Linked DNA regions of Homo sapiens: region 2 is linked to region 1. Evidence: chromatin contacts called from ENCODE Hi-C or POLR2A ChIA-PET data. All regions are on one chromosome and are shown on one strand. Each heading gives the region's core, a stretch centred on a gene start or an enhancer-like site at or near the end of the contact. The rest is flanking DNA. Distances are from core to core; before and after follow the strand shown.

The links. A loop is a pair of places that touch in the nucleus more often than their neighbours do. ChIA-PET counts read pairs that join two places held with the same protein, here RNA polymerase II (POLR2A). Pooled maps may share reads with other maps.
Region 2: a map of PC-3 shows a loop between it and region 1 (8-fold over the local background). The contact joins the enhancer-like site here to the promoter of ZNF354A in region 1. A Hi-C loop is called at or near these places in 6 of 168 maps with a recorded cell type or tissue (Caco-2, MCF 10A, PC-3 and 3 more) and 3 of 50 pooled maps. POLR2A ChIA-PET finds 5 or more read pairs at or near these places in 1 of 52 experiments (MCF 10A).

Annotation. Positions count from the first base shown.
Region 1 is chr5:178,729,203-178,732,311 of GRCh38, forward strand. ZNF354A (zinc finger protein 354A) reads right to left here and starts at 1,457. Exons shown (of 5, transcript NM_005649.3): 1 at 1,354-1,457. RefSeq lists silencers at 997-1,226, 1,297-1,636.
Region 2 is chr5:178,784,557-178,787,665 of GRCh38, forward strand. It overlaps the pseudogene AACSP1. Among named protein-coding and RNA genes, the nearest start is that of ZNF354A, 55 kb to the left of the region's middle. Within about 2 kb of position 1,620, at least 2 of the 41 ENCODE cell types and tissues checked have a DNase peak (open chromatin) inside an H3K27ac peak, as active enhancers do; they include PC-3 and Panc1, where a contact is called at or near this core.

The sequences.
Region 1 (3,109 bases), core at 207-2,706:
CCCGCGGACCAGAGCAGCGCTGGGCCGCCCGGCCAGGCCCAGGCCCCACAGGCTTGGGGCTTACGGAGGGGACGCTGGAGCCGCAGTGGCAGCAGCGACCCGCTGAGCCCACCAGGGCCAGGGCTCGCCCCACGCCGCTGAGTTCCTCGGCGCCAGCTGGCACTGCCAGCACCCACTGCACCGCTCAGGAAACTGAGGCAGCGCCGGGGCACCTGCCCCGTTCACGCCGCTGCGAGGCGGGCCGGGACTCCCACCACGACGGCCCCGGGACGACTTCCCTCCGCCTCAAGCCTTTCCCAGCCGGTTCCTCTCTCTCCCGCCAACGAATCATCTCCCGACTCCACGGAAAACGGCTTTTTTTTTTTTGAGGCGGAGTCTCGCTCTGTTGGCCAGACTGGAGTGCAGTAGCGCAGTGGCAGGATCTCGGCTCACTGCAAGCTCTGCCTCCCGGGTTCAAGCCATTCTCCTGCCTCAGCCTCCCGAGTAGCTGGGACTACAGGCGCCCGGCTCATTTTTGTATTTTTAGTAGAGACGAGGTTTCACCGTGTTGCCCAGGCTGGTCTCGAACTCCTGATCTCAGGTGATCTGCCCGCCTTGGCATCCCAAAAATCTAGGATTACAGGCGTGAGCCACCACGCCCGACCCCATGTATCCCATTTCTAACACGATGTTTCTTTTTTGAGACGGAGTCTCGCTCTGTCGCTCAGGCTGGAGTGCAGGGCTTGATCTCGGCTCACTGCAAGCTCCGCCTCCTGGGTTCACGCCATTCTCCTGCCTCGGCCTCACAAGTAGCTGGGACTACAGGCGCCCGCCACTACGCCCGGCTAATTTTTTTTGTATTTTTAGTAGAGACGGGGTTTCACCGTGTTAGTCAGGATGGTCTCGATCTCCTGACCTCGTGATCCACCCGCTTCGGCCTCCCAAAGTGCTGGGATTACAGGCGTGAGCCACCGCGCCCGGCCAAACACCAGCTCTGAAGAGGAAAGCGCTGGGTGTCCCGAGGCGGGAGGGGTGGCCGTCCTGGGGACGGACTCGGAAACCGGGGCCCGGCTGCGTCCGCCCTGCCCTCGGGGTCCCGGTGCCCCGAGTCCGCGAGGCCCACATGGAGTGGGCAGGACGGGCCCGGGAGGAAACGCCAGGCCCGGCGTCCACGGCGAGCCGGACGCGGGTGCACCAGCAACGGCGAGGGAGCGCCCCGCGGGGGGGCGAGAGTCCAGATCCCGGCGCGGGGGCCGGTGACAGACGCGGGGGTGCCCGCCAGCGCCCACAAAGGCTTTCGGAGCCTCGGCAGCCGCAGGCAGTCCCCGTGCCGGGCGCCGCCTCCTACCGGCTTGGCCTGCCGCCGACGCTCACCTCCCTAAGCTCGAGCGTCCCGGGCCGCGCCTCCCCAGCCGCGAGGCTCCGGAACCGCCGGCCGGGATGCAGCCTCGCGACCCGGCTCCGCCCCGACGGCGTCTGGGCGACCTCAGGCCCGGCGCCGCTCACCCCGCGGCGCGCCGGGGACCAGGAGGGGCGGGGCAGCCGCTGAGGCCGCTGGGAAATGGAGTCCACGAGAGGACACCTGCATTCGGGGAAGTGTAGTTCCATGCGTTTGAGGCGGGGTCCCGGCTGAGCTGTTACGCGCCCACATGCCACAAGAGGGCCCCTGTGAGCTGGAGGGCCCCAGGTTCCTGGTTATAGGGAAGATAAGGGGAGGTTCGCTGAGGGCAGTAACTTGCAACTCTGTGTCTGTGGGAATTTCGGGAGGGAGGGCGTGGGCGGCAGGAAAACGGCCCAGAACAGACCTAGTGCCCCTCAGTTATTCACCAGAGGGGCACTGAGCACCTGCTGTGTGCCAAGCACGGTTGCAAGTGGTTTCACATGTATCAATCAATGAAAGAAACGTCACTGCCCTGGAGAACATTTTTTTGGGGGGTAGGGAGCAGACAATAAGCCATACACATAATTATATAACATTTTCGGGGATAAATGTGAGGAGAAACAGGGTATGTGGAGGGGTTTCGTCGCTGAGGTGAGAATGGACGAGGACTCCCAGGAAGTGCCTGAAGCAAAGGGGAGGGAGGTGCCAGCTACTGTGAAGCCAACGGATGTATGTATGTATATGTGTGTGTGTGTGTGTGTATATATATATATATTTTTTTTAAACTAAATCTTCTCAGTTACAAAAAGAACACCGGCTCCATTTAGAAAGTTTGGCGCTTCCCTACTTAAGAATATGCCTTGAACATTTGAATTTGTCAATAAATATTCTCCCTCAGTGGCATTTTTGATAGCTTCATTGCATTCCATTGCATTTATTTTTTTAAAAAAAACGTTTAATTGGCTGGGGGCGGTGGCTCATGTCTGTAATCCCAGCACTTTGGGAGGCCGAGGCGGGTTGATCACGACGTTAGTTCAAGACCAGCCTGGCCGAGATGGTGAAACCCCGTCTCTACTAAAAATACAAAAATTAGCTGGGCGTGGTAGCGGGCGCCTGTAGTCCCAGCAACTCAGGAGGCTGAGGCAGAGAATTGCTTGAACCGGGAGACGGAAGTTACAGTAAGCCAAGATTGCGCCACTGCACTCCAGCCTGGGCGACAGAGCGAGACTCCATCTCAAAAAAAAAAAAAAAAAGTAGTTGCCTCTGAGGAGGGTACTGGGAGCTGGAATAATACTTGCACTTGCTATTTAACACCTTGATATACTTTTCAACATTTTGCTTTACCATATGCATGTATGACATGAATGCTTTTAAGAGAGAAAACAATTTCCAGGCTTGCAAAATTGGCTGTATCATTAGCAATACTTCCAGCACCAACATACAGAAACCTTTGCTAACAGTGGCTTGCATCATGACATTTATTATTTGTTTAAAAAGCGATCTAGAGGTAGGCAGAAGGAACTGACCGCAGTTGGTTTGGTGGCTTGATGACATCAGCGAGGGCTCAGTGTCTTTCCGTCTGTCTGCTCTGCCACCCAAAGTTCTGGCTATGGTCTCCACTCAAGAGCCCAGCATAGCTGCTGCTCCAGGAACCAGTTTTCTCACAGCCACATCCAATATCAGGAAGGAAATTACAGAAACAAAAAGGACTAACTTCCACATGATGATCACCTTTTATTTTCTTTTCCA
Region 2 (3,109 bases), core at 370-2,869, 56 kb after region 1:
GAAAATGAGTGAGTCACATTCATTTCTGCCACCATTAAGGTCTGAGCAGGGCTCCTGACCTCCTTCCTGCTGGTAAGAATGGCTCAGACCCCCCACCTCAGGCTGAGGAACCAACAGTGGGGAGGAAAGCTGGAGGGTTGGCCTCAGGCTTTGGGCAAACATATCCCTTAAAGAGGTGCTCTGAGAGTATGTTTTCAAATCACAAGGAGAAAAATCACAACTACAGATGTGTAAAAAGAAAATAAAAGTGAGCTAGGCCAGGCACGGTGGTTCACGCCTGTAATCCCAGCACTTTGGGAGGCCGAGGCGGGAGAATCACTTGCGCTCAGGAGTTCAAGAACACCCTAGGCAACATGGTGAAACCCCGTTTTCACAAAAAATAAAAAAACATAGCTGAGTGTGGTGGCATGCACCTGTGGTCCTAGCTACACAGGAGGCTGAAGTGGGAGGATCACTTGAGCCCAGGAGGCTGAGGCTGCAGTGAGCCATGATCGTGTCACTGTGCACTTCAGCAGGGGCAACAGAGCAAATCCCTGTCTAAAAAACAAACAAAAAACAAACAGTGACCCAAAGATTTCTATGGGCAGCAATGGAATCAACTCTAAGTCCCATTAAGGAGAAGTGAGGTATGTACCCTAAACTACAGAAAATGGGGGTGCTCTCACCCCATTTACACACACTCACAAACACACACTCAGGCACACACACTCACCTATGCACAGAACATCTCTGAAGGGAACGACGTCGGCTTCCTTGGGGAAGGGGGGCGGCAGCAATGAGGACACCTTTGTGGACTCTGAATTTTTTTCCACATTCATGAACCATTTTCCAAGGCACAACTTTATGTTAAGAAAAAAGTTATGACAAAAAAATGCACTTGGGGACAGGCACAGTGGCTCACGCCTGTAATCCCAGCACTTTGGGAGGCCAAGGTGGGTGGATCGCCTGAGGTCAGGAGTTTGAGACCAGCCTGGCCAATATGTGAAACCCTATCTCTACTAACAATACAGAAAAATTAGTTGGGCGTGGTGGCACATGCCCGTAATCCCAGCTACTTGGGAGGCTGAGGCAAGAGAACTGCTTGAACCCAGGAGGCAGAGGTTGCGGTGAGCTGAGATTGCACCCACTGCACTCCAGCCTGGGCTGGAGTGAGACTCCCTCTCAAAAAATCAAACAAACAAAAAAAATCAGTTGGAATCCACATATAATACACCCATGTATATACATATATGAGTATGCATGTAAACATCCATATATTCCCGTTTTCAACCTACAAACATGACCGCACCTTATAATGCTGCAATCTGATTATTTCACTCATGATGACCATGTTTCAACGTCCATCAGTATATTTCTATCTAAACAAATACTTTCATCCTTGCACTTCTAATGGTTGCATAAATTAAGAATGTACCCTAAATTATTCAATGAATTTCCTTCTGCTGGGCATACAGGTAGTGTCTATTTTTCCTCATATAAACAATGTTGCAATATTTGTCCTTCCATACAGTGGCTTCCATTTGCAGATTTTAGTTTTGTGAATTTGCCTACTCACTAAAATGCATGTGTAACCTCCAGAACTATACTCTGGAGCTTTTGCGGTCACTCTCAGACACTGCAGAGCAGTCAAAACCCTGAGTCACCCATGTCGGTTCCCACTGAGGTCACACAAGGAGACGTGGCCTCCCTAGCTCCCTCTCACACACAGGAGACCGGGGCAGGGTGAGGCAGGGTGCCTCGTTCCCAGGCTTTGCATCCCAGCTCTGGCACCTGACAGTGGCCTTGGGCAAGTCACTGAACGCCTCTGAACTGCATTTTCTCTTTCACAAGATAAAAAAATAGAAGCAAGATGTGTTGTTTTGGATTTTAAGACTATAATCGATGTGAGAGGTGTGTGTATAAATATATTTCCCCCGGGGCAAGGGTTCCATATGTGCTAACTCGGTGTTCACAGTGACTTTGTGGAGCATTGCTGCCTCAGATAACGAGAAGGGACTGTGCATATTGGCTGCCCCGTAGACCGTGTCCTTGGGATGAAACCAAGCACTGGGCAGGGGGTGTGCATACTTATGGGGCCGGTCTGCCTTCCAGAGGCGGGGATGGCTGGGAGGTCTGTCCCCTGCAGAGCCATACGTGAGATGAAGGCCAGGAGGACACTGCTCTTGACACACCTGTAGACACACTCGTTGCTCTAGGCCTTCAGCAGGGAGGCGGTGGACAGGATCGTGTCTGGAGCACGATCTTCTGCAATTTGATTATTTCACTCATCATCACCACGTTTCAATGTCCATCAGTATACTTCCATCTAAACAAATACTTTCATCCTTGCACTTCTAATGGCTGGATGTGTCTGGGGCATCTGGAGACTGTGGGTTTCCACTGGGGTGAAGAATCACCAAAAGATTAAAAGTAAACCCAGCTCCTGAAGCCTCACTCACAAGCAGGAAACAGGATGGATTTAACTGCCTTGATTGGCAGTACAGGGAATGAGTATTAAAGAGGCACACTCACCCGGCTTCACGGCCTTCTCTTCCAGCACCGACAGCCACTTCGCCCTGGTTACCAGGATGCTAGGATGCAGGCAGGAAAGAAAACACCTTGAAGAAAATTCTTCAAGGCTCTTGCACCAAAGCTTCCTAAAGTTGGTGATTTATTTCTGACAAGTCTGCAAAACCTGAGACAGCATTTTTCTGGGTTGAACTCACACTTCGTGTTTACTGAAGTCTGAGTCACGGCCCTGCCTTGCTCACAGGCACGCCTGACTGTTCTTTACGCTGATACCAGTATGCAGGGCCAGCTCCCTCTACCATGAGGCTTCACATAAAACAGTTGTTCACAAGAACCCATCATTTTCGCAGCTGCAGTGTGTTTTATCTTGGGGGACCAAAGGAGGCCATAAAATTAAGACCTCTCAAATTCTATCCTCACACATTCATTCACCAATGAAGACAGCGCTACAGAATTATTATTAGTTTGTTTGTTTTGTTTTGTTTTTGAGACAGCGTCTCCCTCTGGTGCCGCAGGCTGGAGTGCAGTGGTGCAATCACAGCTCACTGCAGTCTCCAACTCCTGGGCGCAAGTGATCCTCCTGCTTTGGCTCCCAAAGTGC